Linked DNA regions of Homo sapiens: all the other regions are linked to region 3. Evidence: chromatin contacts called from ENCODE Hi-C or POLR2A ChIA-PET data. All regions are on one chromosome and are shown on one strand. The core of a region is the stretch at or near the end of the contact, and the rest is flanking DNA. Distances in the headings are between cores, read along the strand shown.

Region 1 (3,698 bases), core at 1-2,500, 71 kb after region 3:
GCACCACCACACAGGCACATTTTTTTTGTATTTTAGTAGAGACAGGGTTTCACCATGTTGGCCAGGATGGCCTTGATCTCCTGACCTCGTGATCCGCCCACCTTGGCCCTCCCAATTGCTGGGATTACAGGCCTGAGACACCATGCCCAGCCTCCTATTCTTTATCTGAAAAATTAACAAGATTTCCAGTTAAAGTAAGAATTGACATCTTTAAGAGAAATTCTGAATTATAGTTTATTTTCATACAGCTGTTTATGTTTATAATCTCATTTTTTTTTAATTACTGAGAAAATAGAGTAGCTAAGATCTAATCTTGGAGTGCATTGTTACAAAATGGTTGTGATTGAAGGACCAATTTGATCCATTAGGTAATCATTTCCTGCATGAATCATCTGCCAAAACTTTCACAATGAAAAGGACATTTGGAAATGTTACTCTTCTGGTTTGAGTTGAAAACAGCAAATATATCAAATGTATGCCTTATAATGTTTCTGTTCAGATGCAGCATCCACCCATGGAGACAGGCCCTGGAAATCTCTGCTCTTAAAACAAAAAAATGCCATGAAACGATGTTTGAGACAGTTCTCCATTAAAGAGGGCACATTTGTAAAATGTAAACTTGGATGTTTTGTTGAAGAGAGTAGTGAAAAGACAGGAAGATTTAAAGGTGGAAATAGGGTTAAATCAGCAATTCAAAAATACGTTCATGATACAGAGGCTGTAGCAGTGTATAAACTGTCTCACAGCGAGGGCCTTCGTGATGCGTCCCCCTTCTGTGCTGACTCATTTGGTAGGAGCCCTCTTTTCCGACTGTCCTCTCAGGTTTATGGATGCTTGGTATAGTGTAGGGATTCATTGCATTGCACGGCTCTGGAGTGCGATGGCCCTGAGTGTGAGTTCTGCCTGTGTCCCCGGCTTGCTGTTAGAATGGATCTGGGCAGGTAACTTAGCTTCTTGAAGCTTCGGTTTCCTATCTGTGACCTCGAAAAGCTGTTGTTGTGGGGATTAAATGAGGTATTATCTATTCAGCTTTGGTGCAGGATCAAAGACAGAGTAAGTGTCTAGTGAAAGGTTGGTATTACTGTTATTACAGAAGTCCTTAATGAACAAACATTTTTATATGCTGAATGAGTTAAAACATGTAACTACTGTGTTTAACAGATGTGAAATTGTTTAAACAGTTGCTGGCACCAAGTGAGCACTCAGGCATGTTGACTTTGATCATCACGTGATGATGCAGCTGGCCGGTGTGTGTCATCTCGGGACAGGAGAGGGAAGTGTCAGAGACCTGGAGAAGTATTTCCCTAGTCAGCAGGTCCGCTTCTCACTTAGCAGGCAGTGACTTCCCACTGAAGAGGAGGGAAAGGCCTGGGGCCCGTGCAGGGCGGGGGAGCACTGCCCCGTCGGGGCAGCTCCCAGCCTTCTCAGAGCTGCAGTGCCTTCCTCTTGACACACACGGAGAGGGAATGGAGAAGGAAAGAGCTAGCTTAGGGATGCCAGGAACCGCAGACGCAACTCTCTTTTTAGCCCCACAACAGCCCCGGGGAACTGTGATTGTTCCTGTTTGTGGCTGAAGCTCCCAGTGGTTAAGGAGCCACCACAGCCTCACAGAGGCAGGAAACTGCAGTACAGGGACTAGGGCCCAGGCTGTCCATCATTGCCTCAGGAAAGTTCTCATAAATGGGGGTAAGTCCTTACAGTCTCTCCAAAGTATGTTAGTCAGGAGTGTCACAGATGCATCAGCGATAAGGAGAAGCTGCTTTACCGTGCGCAAGTTGTATAATTAATTCCTTGTGAGGTTCATATGCTTTGAGGGCTGGCCGGGGCCCCTACACTCATCTGAAACGTGATTTCCAGGGAAAAGCTCTACAGGTGTCAAGCACCTACCACTGTTTTCACGGTGGGAACCGCCACTGTGGAATATAGTGGTGGGGTGTTTATTTGATTTTCCTACTATTTTATGCGAATTTAAATCAGGCTGCTTATTTACTAGTAGAACTCAGAAACAGGCAAACAAACAAGAAACAGAGAGAAACAGAAAAGGGAACCCAAAGAATGTTAGAGCTGGAAGGAATCCCAGGCACGGTCAAATCCAAAACACAGTTTTTACGGATAGGGAAACTGAGGGCCAAGGAGGGGCAGGGCTCGCCGAGTTTCGCCTCCTCTGACCGCGTAGAATGGTTGCACTAAAGCAGATTCCTCGTGCTGTGTATCCGTCAGGTAACATCTGCCGGCACCTGCTGCCCCGGGTCCAGTGCCCCGCCTTGATTGTGCACGGTGAGAAGGATCCTCTGGTCCCACGGTTTCATGCCGACTTCATTCATAAGCACGTGAAAGGCTCACGGTAAGTCCTGTCACCGCCTTCACACTCCCCCCGAGAGCCTCGGAGTCAATGGGCAAAGCTACTGGAAGGAAAATAACCAAGAGGAGTTGGAGTTTTAGAGTGCACAGCCCCCCTTTTGCCAATGCCAGTCAGTAGCACCGCTTTATTTAGGGTACCACGGAAGAGAGAAGCCCTGAACTGTGGGTGACTGATAACCAGAAGGAAAGGCATGTTCAGATAGACAGCTCTTACTTTCATGAGTGGCAAACATGCTCATAGGTGCTAAGCCCTGTCACTTGGTAATAGTTTAGATTTATTTCCATCAGTATTAACCGAAACAGTTTCACACAATTTGGGAATTTTCAGTTTAGTTTTTTATCATTATAAAAGCACTGACCACCCAATTTAAAAAAATCTGTTAAACCAAATTTCTGATGTCTGCTGACAGCCAGCCCTACTCAGCACAGTTAATGGTAGTGTTCCCTGTCCCTAAAGCCCCCAGGCCAGCAGGGAAAGCAGGCACAGAAACAGCTCCACTGCTCCCTTCTCGCTCTGTTCTATGATGTATTTAACAACAGATTTCTCAGAGAATTTTTAAAGGAGGAAAAAAAGTTTCTTTTCTATAATAAAATACAATTACCATAAACCTTTATAATTACTATATCCATAATGGATAGTGCTATATCCATTTAGCATTTTTTAAGTTAACAGGCATCTCTTTATTCCACACATTCCTCCTATACCACTTCAACCATGAATCAAAAATACACATGAGCCTGTATAACAAATAATTCATTTGGTAAGAGCATAGAGTCAGTGAAGAGCAAAGGTGGGAGTTAGGCAGGATTATACTGCGGGTGGACAAAGAGGTTTAATGAGGGAGTTGGTTTTTTTTTGGAGTCGGAGTCTCGCACTGTCACCTGGGCTGGAGTGCAGTGGCACGATCTCGGCTAACTGCAACCTCCGCCTCCCAGGTTCAAGCGATTCTCCCACCTCAGTCTCCCAAATAGGTGGGATTACAGGTGTGCGCCACCACGCCCAGCTAATTTTTTGTATTTTCAGTAGAGACGGGTTTCACAATGTTAGCCAGGCTAGTCTCAAACTCCTGACCTCGTGATCCGCCTGCCTTGGCCTCCCAAAGTGCTGGGATTACAGGCATGAGCCACCACTCCCAGCTTGGAGTTTTTAAATTGATTTAGTAGGGGCTGGGCACAGTGGCTCACACCTGTAATTGCAGCACTTTGGGAGGCTGAGGCAGGCGGTTCACTTGAGGCCAGGAGTTCAAGACCAGCCTAGCCAACATGGCGAAACCCCATCTGTACTAAAAATACAAAAATTAGCCGGGCATGGTGGCGGGTGCCTGTAACCCCAGCTA
Region 2 (3,698 bases), core at 1,089-3,588, 130 kb after region 3:
GCAGCTGGGAGAATATGAAGGGGGAGTCTGTGGTCCATGTAACATCTGCTTTGTTAAACTGGAAGCTTCTAGTTTTGACTTCTTTGAAATCTTTAATGCTCACTTGGTCAACAACCTCTAGTTATACTGCTGAACCTCACCGCGGTCGGCCTGCAGACAGCGTGTGCTTGGGGCTCCCGTGCCGTGCAGCAAAAGCCGGATCCGGGAGCTCAGTGCTGAGGCCGGCAGTGGCCACAGTCACCCAGCACTGTCTGCGGGGGGCGTGTGAAGTCTCTCCAGTTCGGGGGTAGGAGGGCGACACTGAAAGGCCTATTGTTGCTGCCCAACTCGGTAACATGGATTTCATCGGCGATTATGCAGGCATTTCGCTATTGCTAGATGTGACTCCCACACCCTCTCTCTTTTGGGTCTCATCTCCAAAAGGGGTGCTTGTTATGAGGCCCCTCAACACTTACTGTGTGGCTGTGCTTATTCAAAGAACATCCAGACTATTACATTTAACTTTTTTTTTTTTTTTTGAGATGGAGTCTCATTCTGTGGCCCAGGCTGGAGTGCAGTGGCGCAATCTCAGCTCACTGCAAGTTCCGCCTTCCGGGTTCACGCCATTCTCCTGCCTCAGCCTCATGAGTAGCTGGGACTACAGGCACCCGCCACCAGCCTGGCTAATTTTTTATTTTTTTTTTTTGTATTTTTAGAGACGGTGTTTCACTGTGTTAGCTAGGATGGTCTCGATCTCCTGACCTCGTGATCCACCCACCTCGGCCTCCCAAAGTGCTGGGATTACGGGCGTGAGCCACGGCGCCCGGCCTACATTTAAAAATTTTTAAGCTTACCAAAGTGACGAATTAGAAGTATTTGTATCTTAAATGACTTTTCAATTTACAAAAGATGGATCATCTAGCACCATATAAGGAACTTCCTTATTACGCTTTAAATGTAATTCAATAAACTTCTCGTTCATTGCCAAAGCTGTTTCTATATCATATCTATATCCTATTTATTCAGTGGTGCCTGTTAAGTGCAGCAAGCTTGTGAGATGGGTAGAAGAGAAGGGGAAAACATCTACATTGAACGTCTTCTGGGTTCTACAACCAGCTATGGTGCTACACACACACACACACACACACACACACACACACAAAGAGGTAGATATTATCTCCTGCTTACATGTGAGGAAGCTGGTTCAGAGGGGTTAATAAAATGGCCTGGCATCACACAATGCCAGCAAAAAATCAGCAATCGCATCCCCTGCTGCCTGACAGCACAGTTTCTGAAGTTTCACATCCAAGCTGTTTCCTAGGTAACCACCACACAGCCTCCAGGACCGTCTGCATAAATAGGGAGGAAGGGGGAATCCAGCCAGCGCCTCTCATTTCCTGCATCAACAATAGTGCAGGCCTTTGTCAGGGCGTTAATGTGGCGAAAACAGCCCCAAAGCTTATCCGTGGGATTCTAGTTCAAATGAGATATTTCCACTCACTGAAGGGCCCGATTCATTGAGGATCTTGCCTGTCAGAGCACTGAGCCTGTTTCTATTTTTATTCACTCCCCTGCCTTTTCCTTTTCTCCCAGGCTTTTTGTTCTCGCAGCAAGGAGTGAGTACTCCTCCTTGTTCACATGAGCCTGTGCCCCTCGAGAAACGCCAGGATCTGAGCAACCCACCCACTCCCCTGATAGGCAAAGGGCTCTGCAGAGTCCTTGCCGGTCCCCGGCCCTGGGACTGGCCAGGACAAGGCCCAGGGCCGGCATGACTCTGGGTCACAAGGTCTATTCATCTTGGTGTGGCTTCTTTGCTTATTGTGCTCCGTCCTGTGATGGTCTCTGCAGGGGGCCACAGAGACGTAAAGAACTTGCTCTCCTTTCCCTGTTGCAAGAGACAGGTCTAGGTTGAAGGACTAAGTGAGCGAGGGAAATGAGGGTCACGGCAGCCCACTCCCTTACCGCCTTTAACAATTTGATCTCCATCCAACCGAAGCATTGCCTCTATACTTTACTGAGAAGCTCAAAGGCACTTTGCTTTTATGAGCTGCTCTCTTCCGAAATAAATATTAATGACATTCAAGCTCGTGGGTGTTGCTGAAAGCCATTTTTCTCGGCAATATTCTGTGCAAAGAACAGGTTGGAAATGTCAGTGGCCAGTCATATTATGTATGGTTGTATTAGTCTGTTCTGGGATTGCTGTAAATAACTACCTGAGACTGGGTAATTTATGAAGAAAGGAGGTTTAATTGACTCACAGTTCCGAAGGCTGTACGGGAAGCATGGCTGGGAAGGCCTCAGGAAACTTATAATCATGGCAGAAAGCAAAGGGGAAACAGGCATGTTTCACATGACAGGAAAAAGAGGAAGAGAGCCAAGGGGGAGGTGCTACACACTTTCAAACAACCAGATCTCGCGAGAACTCACTCGCCAACACAAGAACAGCAAGGGGGACATCTGCCCCCATGATCCAGTCACCATCTGCCCCCATGATCCAGTCACCTCCCACAGGGCCCCTCGTCCAACACTGAGGATTACAATTCAACAGGAGATTCGGGCAGGGACACAAATCCAAGCCATCTCAATGATTAACATCTTCACTTGCCCCTTTCAAATATCCATGGTCAGCTGCAGCGTGGCGTAGGTCGCCATCAAGAGGCAGCCGACTACACTAGCTGTGGTGCTGGCCCCCAGGGATGGGGAAGGGCAGACACAGATATTCATCGGGAAGACACTGGATCTAGCGGTTTGAGCTGGTGGGTGAAGGCAGCAGGCTCCGTCTCTGGACATGATGGTGCACCAAGTCACACTATTAGTTCTGGATGGGGCAGGGACAGGGCAGGGACAGGGCTCAGTGCCCAAGCAGCAGGGCAGGGCTGACATAATCCCAGGGTGCCACAGCTAGTGGCTGGATATGAGGTGGCCCTATTGAATACCAGTGATACATTTTTCGGGTGTGGTGCTGCCACTGTGGTTACATCAGAGAATGCCTTTGTCCCCAGGAGGTGCGTGCTGAAACATTTAGGGTGAAGCGTCGTGATGTCTGCAATCTACTTTCAAATAATTCAGCAAAAAAAAAAAAAAAGCTTACACACAAACGTGGCAAAATGGGCAAAATGTTAAAAACTACTGAAGGCAGAGGAAGGGTATGCAGAGACTGGCTGTGCTATTCTTTCAACTTGTAGGTTATAAGGCTTTTTAAAAATAAATTTTTGAAGTTTTTCCAAACGGGTTAATGATTGATTCTAGGCTTGAAACATGAAGCAGTTTTCCGGTTTTCTTCACAAATGGCCTAGAGTTCAAAACTAGAATAAGTGATACAGCTAGTTACTACTACTTTGCTGACTTCTCATCCTAAATGTAGTACAGTCCAGACAGGATGGAATATGGTAAACTGCTACCTTTAAATTCAACGAGTTAAACAGATATTTCATAAAACAGGCTGGCGAATTCTATTTTTATCTTATGTTTTCTTGTTCTCACATTTTCAATGCTTAATTGTTTTTCTCATTCGAAAGAATGTTTTATCTGACAACCCATCCTGTGGCCAGAAGTGGGAGCATGTGCCATCTAGAGATTATACCGCAAAAATGGACAGCAAGTCTTCTAGATCCTGCATGGTCCTGCTTTTGTAGCCTTGAGAAAGTAATGCAACCAACCAAAACACATATGTGGCTACTTGCTCATAATTAGCATGAAAAAAATAGGTATTCTGTATT
Region 3 (3,725 bases), core at 1,226-3,725:
GAACGTGGAGTTTTTTATTTTTTATTGTTTTTTGAGACGGAGTCTGGCTCTGTCACCCAGGCTGGAGCAATCTTGGCTCACTGCAACCTCCGCCTTCTGGGTTCAAGCAATTCTCCCGCCTCAGCCTCCTGAGTAGCTGGGTCTACAGGCATGCACCACCACGCCCAGCTAATTTTTGTATTTTTAGTAGAGACGAGGTTTCATCATGTTTGCCAGGCTGGTCCGGAACCCCTGAGCTCAGGCAATCCGCCCGACTTGGCCTCCCAAAGTGCTAGGATTACAGGTGTGAGCCACTACACACGGCCAGAACATAGAGATTTTTTGTGTTTAATTCACAACCGAGTCTTCAGTGCCTAGAACAGGTGCTCAGTAAATATTTACTGAAGGAATGAATTCCTTTTTGTATTTCTTGTATCTATCACCAGATGCTCTTGTATCTAGTACCTGCTTGGCATACAGTAGATAGAAAGCTTTGCTGAGTGAATAGCTCTGCCTTTCGTCTTTTTTGATATGTGTACATCTTTTAAAAAATAATGAATAGACTTTGTTTTAGAGCTGTTTTGGTTTACAGCAAAACTAAGCAGAAAGAAAATATCCCCTTCCACAAACATCCTGGACTGTACAGCCTCCCCTACCATCAACATCCTGCATTACTGTGGAATATTTGTCACACCTGATAAACCAACATAGATTCATGGTTACAAAAATGAACCAATATGGATAAAACATATACATTATCAGCCAAAGTCCGGAGTTTGTTAGGTTTTGCTCTTTGTGTATATTCAAGATACATTTGACAAATGTATAGAGATGTACCCAACCCTGTAACGTCAGACTCCACTGCCCTAAAAATCCCTTGTGCCTCACCTATCCATCCCTCCTTCCCTGCAAATCCCTGGCAGCCGCTGATCTTTTTTACTATCTCCGTAGTTTTTCCTTTTCCAGAATGTCACATAGTTGGAATCATGCATTATGTAGTCTTCTCAGATTGGCTTCTTTCACTTAGATTTATACATTTAGGATTGCTCCAGGATTTTTTTTTTTTTTTTTTTTTTTGTGGCTTCAGAGCTCATTTCTTTTTAGCACTTAATATTCCATTGTATAGATGTACCACAGCTTATCTGTCCACCCATTAAGTGATATCTTGGATGCCCTCAAGTTTTGGCAATTATGAATAAAGCTGCTATAGACATTCTTGTACAGGTGTTTGTATGGGCATAAGCTTTCAACTCGTTTGGGTAAATACCAAGGTGTGGAGTTGCTTCATCTTATGGTAAGAAGAGCTTGGTTAAGAAATTGCCAAAATGTCTTCCAGACTCTAACATTAGGCATTCCCACTAGGAATGTATGGGAGTTCCTTGTGCTCCAGATCCTCATCAACATTTGTTGTTGTCAGTGTTCTGAATTTTAGCCATTCTAATAAATGTGTAATAGTATTTGTTTTTTTAAATTGCAATTCTTTAATGACATGATGTTGAGCATCTTTTCATATGCATATACATATGGTGAGGTGTATGTTCAGAGCTTTTGCCCGCCTTTAATCAAGTTGTACATTTTCATATTGTTGCATTTTAAGAGGGTTTTTTTTGGTATATTTTGGGTCACAGTGCTTTATCAGATATGTCTTTTGCAAATATTTTCTCCCAGTCTGTGGCTCGTGTTGTGAACGTGGCTAGTTCTCTTGACATACATATCTTTTCACAGTATGTAATCCTGTTGTGCTTTTTTTTTTTTTCCTTTTGAGACGGAATCTTGCTCTTGTCACCCAGGCTGGAGTGCAGTGGCGCGATCTCGGCTCACTACAATCTCCACCTCCCAGGTTCAAGGGATTCTCCTGCCTCAGCCTCCCGAGTAGCTGGGATTGCTGGTGCCCGCCACCACGCCCAGTTGATTTTTGTATTTTTTAGTAGAGATGGGGTTTCACCATGTTGGCCAGGCTGGTCTCGAACTGCTGACCTCAAGTGATCCGCCCGCCTTGGCTTCCCAAAGTGCTGGGATTACAGGCGTGAACAACCGCGCCCGGCCTGATGTGCATATAATTTTATTATTTGATTTTTAATATACATGAATAGCATGCAGTTCCAACTTTGCTCGAGACTTCACAATTACCATTTTAAAGGGCTGCAAAATAATCACATTTCCTCCTCAACAGCCCCACTTTACAGATGAAGGTAGAGGAATGCTAACTTGCCTATGCTAACCCGCAGAGCTCTGAATCCTCCGGATAGCGCCCCCGCTGTAATCCACCCAGTGCTTCCCTCCAGACCCTTCTCCCTCTCGTGCGCGCGGAGGTTTCGGTTTCCTCTTTTACGTAGGCCGCCCCACTCGCTTGAAAACAAAGTCCGCGATCCTCTAGCCCGCAAGAGAGCTCCGGGACTCAGACCCCGGGCGCGAGGTCCCACGAGCGGCGGGGCGGCGCTCTCGCGGTCCTCCTCCCCGGCAAGGGCCGGGGCAGGGGGAGGAGGCAGCGCGAACAGTCCACGCCCTCCAGCCGGGCGCGCTCGACGCGGACGGCGGGCCAGCTGCCGGAGCGCGGCGACTCCAGGGGACCCACAGCTGGGGCGCCAGAGCGCGGCCATCCGGGCGGGGCCGACGGAGCGCGGCAGGACTTGGCTGGACGGCGCGGCCACGGAGAAGGGCGCGGTGAGCGGACTGGCACCGCGCGGGGAACATTCCGGAGGCCGCCGGGCTCAGTCCCGGTGACCCCCCTGGTCGGGGTTCGCGCGCCCTCCCCCAGCACGCCCGGGCAAGGCTGCCGCGGCGTCGGAGTAATCCCCAACCCTCCGCCGCCGCTTCTTCCCTCACCCGGGCCTCCAGACGTTTGCCGCGGAAACGAAAGTAACGCTCGGGTGCTTGCGTGGAGGCCGGGGCGGCCGCGGGCTTCCCGGAAGGAGAGGGACTCTGCCCGGGGTGCGCGCGGCGGGCGGGCCCCGCCGGTACCGGAAGTCGGGCGGTGGGCGGGGCCGCGGGCGCTCCCGGAAGTCAGGGGTGCTCCGCTAGGTGTCTCTGCTTATCCGGAGTCCGCTGGCCGCCTCTGTGCCAGAGGTCGGGGCGCTGGACTGGTAGCGGGCGGAGACCTGCCTTTGGGCCGCGGTTACCGCGTGAGGGTGGAATAGGCAGTCCCACACGCCATTAATGTTGTTTTGGTGGAGAAGGTGGGCTCCTAGTGCCCTATCATTAAGAAAAAACAGTTTGGGCTCTTCCCTTACCAGCCCTTTGAAAGGGCCTTTTACTGTTGCGCTTGAGGCCGCAGCAGGTTCCAAAAACAAAAGCATTTCTGCGTGATCTTAGACGACTGAGGGGACGAATGTGGTAACCCTAGCAGGCTTCTGTCACTGGCAGGTGCTTTTGTGAAGTGCTGCGGACCCTCTTGAGGGTTGGGAAGAGGATAGGCTGCATCCTCCTTCCCTAAGCATTTGACAAAGCCTCACAGGGATGCGGGGGTTGCGGGGGCAGGGGGAGGTCTGGGGTTGTTAGTTCTTTCTCTCTTGCTGACCATTTGGCTCTCCCTTAATCAGAGCTCTTTTTTATTTTGGGCAAAGCAGGAGGCTGTTCCAATGATTAATTCTTCCCTGACTTACACTTGAAGAAGCCAAGGCAGGAAGTGAACTTTGAAATGTGCAATGTCTTAGTACTCATCTGCATTCTGTGACTGCTAGGAAGATGGACTGAGTCAAGAGGAAATTGTCTTGTTAGAAATGTGGAATACTGCGTCGGGCACGGTG

The links. Hi-C counts contacts between places; a loop is a spot of excess contacts on that map. ChIA-PET counts read pairs that join two places held with the same protein, here RNA polymerase II (POLR2A). Pooled maps may share reads with other maps.
Region 1: a pooled map shows a loop between it and region 3 (2.4-fold over the local background). The contact joins the enhancer-like site here to the promoter of RIPK1 in region 3. A Hi-C loop is called at or near these places in 1 of 168 maps with a recorded cell type or tissue (naive thymus-derived CD4-positive, alpha-beta T cell), 2 of 37 single-sample maps with no recorded cell type and 2 of 50 pooled maps. POLR2A ChIA-PET finds 5 or more read pairs at or near these places in 11 of 52 experiments (AG04450, B cell, BJ and 8 more).
Region 2: a pooled map shows a loop between it and region 3 (2.1-fold over the local background). The contact joins the promoter of LINC02525 here to the promoter of RIPK1 in region 3. A Hi-C loop is called at or near these places in 2 of 168 maps with a recorded cell type or tissue (K562 and mammary epithelial cell) and 13 of 50 pooled maps. POLR2A ChIA-PET finds 5 or more read pairs at or near these places in 9 of 52 experiments (BJ, Caco-2, GM10248 and 6 more).

The regions. Positions count from the first base shown.
Region 1 is chr6:3,138,166-3,141,863 of GRCh38, forward strand. BPHL (biphenyl hydrolase like) reads left to right here. Exons shown (of 7, transcript NM_004332.4): 6 at 2,221-2,344. Among named protein-coding and RNA genes, the nearest start is that of TUBB2A, 18 kb to the right of the region's middle. RefSeq lists an enhancer at 1,179-1,258. Within about 2 kb of position 1,251, at least 16 of the 41 ENCODE cell types and tissues checked have a DNase peak (open chromatin) inside an H3K27ac peak, as active enhancers do; they include OCI-LY7, where a contact is called at or near this core.
Region 2 is chr6:3,193,429-3,197,126 of GRCh38, forward strand. It overlaps LINC02525 (long intergenic non-protein coding RNA 2525), which reads right to left and starts at 2,339. Exons shown (of 3, transcript NR_038296.1): 1 at 2,238-2,339. RefSeq lists enhancers at 963-1,518, 1,519-2,072, 2,627-3,180 and a silencer at 1,167-1,461.
Region 3 is chr6:3,066,019-3,069,743 of GRCh38, forward strand. It overlaps RIPK1 (receptor interacting serine/threonine kinase 1), which reads left to right and starts at 2,476. Exons shown (of 11, transcript NM_001354930.2): 1 at 2,476-2,643. RefSeq lists a silencer at 2,345-3,134.